Regions from separate parts of the Homo sapiens genome. Here region 2 is linked to region 1. The links are chromatin loops, found by intact Hi-C in ENCODE. Cell type or tissue: B cell. All regions are shown on one strand.

Region 1 (2,500 bases):
ATTTATAAAGGAAAGAAGTTTAATTGACTCACAGTTCCATGTGGCTGGGGAGGCCTCACAATCATGGCAGAGGACGAAGAGGAACCAAGACACATCTTACATGGAGGCAGGCAAGAGAGCGTGTGGAGGGGAACTGCCCTTCATAAAACCATCAGATCTCATAAGACTTACTCACTATCACAAGAATAGCACGGAAAAGGCCCACCCTCCCAATTCAATTACCTCCTAGGGGGTCCCTCCCACTGCATGTGGGAATTATGGGAGCTACAATTCAAGGTGAGATTTGGGTGGGGACACAGCCAAACCATATCAGACTTTATTCATTTTGGTTCTTCCTTTGAGGAAACTGAGTCCCATAAGGAAATGGAGGAAAACATGGCCAGCAGTGCCAACTCTCACCCCATTCACTTCCCGCCCTCAAGGGTGTGCTGCCCTTTCCTTAGCACCACCCACTCCAGGGCCGTCACCATCGCAGTGGGGGCTCTCCGTGTTTCCTGAGATCTCAAACCCAAGCGTTTCTTGGGGCAGCAGCGGGGGGCCTCGCCATGGAACTCCCGGCTCCCACGAGGGCTTCCGTGCCTGCTGGCTCTTCCGGCTTTGAGCGTCCGCACGAGAAGCCCCCTGCTGGCCACATTCATGGCGTGGGGACCTCGGGCTAAATAAATTTCATTTCTCTCTTCTCCCTCCTAAGTGTCTTCCACTATTTTCCTTTGTTGGCTCTGGACTTGTTCTAAATGCAGCCCTACTAAACTTTCGGGGGGCCTGAGTGTTTCTGGCATTAAGGGGTGCAGTGGGGCGGGGGGTGCAGAGGGGCTGGGGCTGCGCTGGGAGATGGCGTTGTGTTAAGTGAACGTGGACACAGTGGTATTTACAGCCTCACTAACGTGCCTTGTCTTGCTGCCCTAGCCTCTGACTGTGAATAAAACACTTCTCCTATTTTTTTTTTTAAGACAAATGACAAATAAAGCTGGGTGAAGAAAGTAATCATTTACTTTGTGTCTTCGGACATGACATTTCTTTCCTAACATCTTTCGGAAAGCTGGAGTTCCCTAATGCCCTGCTAAAGAAAATGATTGACATCTTTCAGAGGGCTAGGAAATTTATGCGCTGGAAAACAATTTCCAGGACGTTGGAGATGAGTAATTTCCCTCTCTATCACTATGTGTACAAAAGAAAAGGGACCCAGGGCGCTGATGTAACTGTATGAAAAATAAATGTGTGGCAAAGGAATAGTAAAAATACTTGAACTGAAAACAAAGAGAAGTAATCATTTTTTATAGTTTGGCTGTAGTCACTGAACAATTGATTTAGATGACTAAGTCTAACACATCTGTATTTACACGATCTGGAAGACATAAATTACTAACACGTAGAAAAATTTTGGAGAGGGGAAGTAAACTACAGCTTAAGTATCTGATGAAGTAATCTAGCAAGACTCACTTTTTCATTTCTGCTGAAGTCTTGATTACATCTAGCATGACTGTGCCATCTAGTGGTTTCACAGTAACTGCCTCGAGTTGGAGGATACAGTTCGGAAAATTGCTTTGAATATCCCATGAACTCTTGGGTAGGTGCAAAAGTAATTGCTGGTTTTGCCATTAAAACAGCAATTTCTTTTGCACAAAAATGGCCCAATAAGAAAGAGATTGAAAGAGTATTTCCACGGCACCCACACGCAGCTAGTTCTGAATTACTTAAGCCAATCATGGCATGAAAGCTCATGAACTTCACACAAATGCCTCAATTCAAACCACTGATTTCATCATCTAAAAGCATCTACTCGGTGTCAAAATGCGTATTGTGGCTGTATATCAAAGACACCATCAGGGTCTGTGGGCTTTGTCACTGTCCCCAGATGTTTATCTGCTGAGGAGAGGAGATGCAGGCTTCTCTTTCCTCTGTTTACAAGGTGCTAAGAGATACTGAGAATATCTGTAGCAACTAATAAGATCACAGAAGAACCCCCAAACTCAATAGCCATCCATCAACCAACCAAAGGCTGATGTTATTCACACAATAACGTTGACTTCCCCATATTTCTTGCTCTGAAATTTTGGGGATCTTTGATCATTTTAGCTTTAAAGTTGGAGCCCAGCCACACCAGCTTGTGATCTCTCTTCCTCTACCTGGAATCCCCTGCTCTCTCATCTGCGTTCTGGAGGCCACCAGTGCCCACCTAAGGTTGTTCCCAGCTCGCAAGTATCCCCAGTTCTGTGCAGTTCCCTGCTGAGCCACTCACATTCTCAACTGCGGGGACCTCAATGGCAATCACAGTACGAGAGCCACAAGAAACTCAGGGAAGAAAAATTAGAAAACAGCCTCCAGATCTCCAGGGAAGGAATAGTCATAGTTTATGTTACAAGTTGTTTTGAATAACTGCACACTTCATGTAGATCTATAAAAACGTCAATGTACAGAGTGGTAAAACAGCTAGGCTAAGAGGGGAGCAAGGCGGGGCCAGAACCCTCTATAACCTTTGGAAATGTTAGAGAAATGGAAA
Region 2 (2,500 bases), 210 kb before region 1:
AAGAAAGCACTGCATAAGGTATTTTCACAGAACAGTTTTAAAAGCGAAACTACAGAAGTCATTAGCAAAATATCAGCTAAGTTAGAAAGGGGAAATTCAAATGAAATCATACTAGACATATATGCAAATTTTAGTCTTTGATCCTCAAGCTCGTTTCCCCAGAAACTTTTTGGCAAATTAAACCAGCGATTAGTGACATGTATCATTTCACGGCAGAAGGTCTTATAAAGTATTCTTTAAAACATCACTTGAAGTTAAAGTTCTCCTCAATTACCCATTCCTTGTCTTTTAACTATCAGTATCCTGTCACCAAGACTGCCCATGTAAGAATAGATGTTTGTGAAATTATTCTCTCCTTTGTTTTTTGCTCCTGAATAATGGCCCTAGGACATTTGTTACCAGCCTGCATGTGTTCCTGCCATCCTGTTGAGAACAGGGCATGGAGGAAGCGGGAGAGGCCAGGTAGAGGGGTATGGCCAATGCAGGCAACACTCGCCTGGGGGCCTCTCCAACCTGCCCACCTTGCCCAGGACCAAGGCCCAGGCCACCAAGTCTGACTGTCCTCCATAGACACCCAAGGCCCTGAGAGCAGCCCTAGGTGTGTCCGGTTGGCCAAGGCCGATGATAAAAGCAGACAAAAAGACAAACTTTGGAAGAAATCTTTACATTTACTTTTCAAGTTATAAAAATCACAACTCCCTACTGTTAAAAAAAGTCCAGAGAATAAAGAAAAGCAAGGAAAAACCATCACTTGTAAGCCAGAGACAATCGTGGCCCATACCCTGGTGATTTCTTCCAGCTTTGCTTGTGTGTTTATAATAGAGAATGGAGATTAAACAATTTCGTGTACTCTGACCTTTTCCTTTTTTCACTGAACATTACGACATGCACATTTTTAGGAGCAAATTTTAAACTGTTGACCTTTTGCTACTTGTAGCAAAAATTCTTCAGAAAATGCCAAATGCCGCGTGCTTGTTGTAGGAACCAGAGTCCTGAAGTTGTGAGACTGTTCTCTCAGAAGGCCAGAAAGCCTAGAAGCTCTGGTGGACAGGTTGGTGGCAGTGGCCGAGGAAGCAGCCAGCCAGCCCCCGGGGCAGGACAGCACTAGCAGGAAGGAGGCCGCTAGAAAGCCTGATGCCCAGTTCCCCATGCCCAGTTCCCTGGGGCTTCTCCTTACTTGCTCGCAGCCCTCCACTAGCCCACATCCTCTTCTCCTCCCCCAGCTCTGTCCTACCCTCTGTTCCCCTCCTTGGGAACCCAACCGTGCTCTACGGATGCTCTGAAGCATCTGTAGGTGGGGAGCGGTTGCCAGCAAGGGGAAGGGGAACCCCCGAATCCACTGTAGCAGGTAAAGAAGAGTTCTGAAATGCAAGGTTAGAACTTTTATTTTCCTACAAGTCTTACTGCAAGTTTTCCTACAGGTAACTGAACTGCACAGTGTTGTTCAGTTACTTCCAGCATATTGACCTAAAGATGCTTCTGTTATGATCAGCGTCCAAGCCACAAGACTCTGTCCGACTCCACTAGGTGTAAGGTGTGGCTGTCATGCTGGGCTTTCAAGGTCCTAATACTCCCTGTGTGTAGGGGATGGGGTGTCCCCCAAAGGACAGCAGCACCCATTGCATCACTCCCCACAGTCCTGTCTGTCCATCACCTGAAAAGCTGCCTAAAACGCAGACCTGGGGAGGAGGGTGCTGGATGGAAAAAAGGTGGAACTGGTTTCGTGGTTTTAATTCAAAGACACAGATTGAGAGAGAGAGAGACAGGAATTGAAAAATTGGAGCTGCTGTATATATTTATTTCAAACAGGCTGGAGGATCTAGAAGCCTTGAGATGACACAGCCACAGAAGATGCAGAAACCTCTGCTCCACAAGTGAGCTTGTGGATTCCTGGGCATAGATTTTCTTGGCTCTCTTACTCTTCCACAGTATTTGCTCAAATCTTTGAGAGCTTCAGCTTTAGCATTCCCTTCTAAGAAGGATCATCAGACTTTGGCCCCCTCCACTCCATCGAAACGGTTTATCAAGGCCACCAATGACCTTCTCACTGCAAAATCCAATGATCGACTCTCCTTGTCTTTACTTTCCAGCTGCTAGGATGCACATTCTCCACTGAGCTTCTGGAAAGCCATGGGCTCCTGGCTTTCCTTCCTTGCTGGCAGCTCCTTCCCCATTTCCTGGGCCGAATCTTCCAAGTGCTGGGGTGCCCTGAGATCAGCCTCCTGACCTCTTCTCTATCTCACTCTGATACCTCATCTAGCCCGGTGATTGTAAATATCATTGATTTGCTGATAGTTCTCAGGTGTGTATTTCCACACCGGCCCCCTCTCCTGAGCACCAGGTTCACACATCCACGTACCTACCTGGCATCACCACTTAAAGTTGAGATGCATCTTTCAGACCTAGCGTAGCCAAAGCATAATTCTCAGTTTCTCCCCGTTGCTAACCTGCTTTTCCCATATTCACAACCTCAGAAAATGGTGTCAACTGTACTCAGATA

Evidence for each region. Hi-C counts contacts between places; a loop is a spot of excess contacts. Peaks named below come from ENCODE experiments on the same cell type or tissue, not always from the same donor. Only the 100,000 strongest peaks of a DNase experiment are listed, where the experiment ranks them.
Region 2: it touches region 1 in a loop (5-fold over the local background); 3 of 110 quality-filtered maps call a loop at or near these places.

The regions. Positions count from the first base shown.
Region 1 is chr6:150,417,333-150,419,832 of GRCh38, reverse strand. No RefSeq gene overlaps it. Among named protein-coding and RNA genes, the nearest start is that of IYD, 50 kb to the right of the region's middle. RefSeq lists enhancers at 1-432, 446-740, 433-1,001. In B cell, CTCF peaks have their summits at 386, 591 (motif pointing left), 1,317 and 1,521 (motif pointing left); DNase peaks (open chromatin) are centred at 602 and 1,462; H3K4me3 peaks cover 1,345 bases; H3K27ac peaks cover 1,191 bases; H3K27me3 peaks cover 312 bases.
Region 2 is chr6:150,630,517-150,633,016 of GRCh38, reverse strand. All of the region lies in intron 1 of PLEKHG1 (pleckstrin homology and RhoGEF domain containing G1), which reads right to left. Among named protein-coding and RNA genes, the nearest start is that of PLEKHG1, 32 kb to the right of the region's middle. RefSeq lists an enhancer at 1,006-1,085. In B cell, no CTCF peak of the experiment used is centred here; DNase peaks (open chromatin) are centred at 96 and 1,236; H3K4me3 peaks cover 1,651 bases; H3K27ac peaks cover 2,500 bases.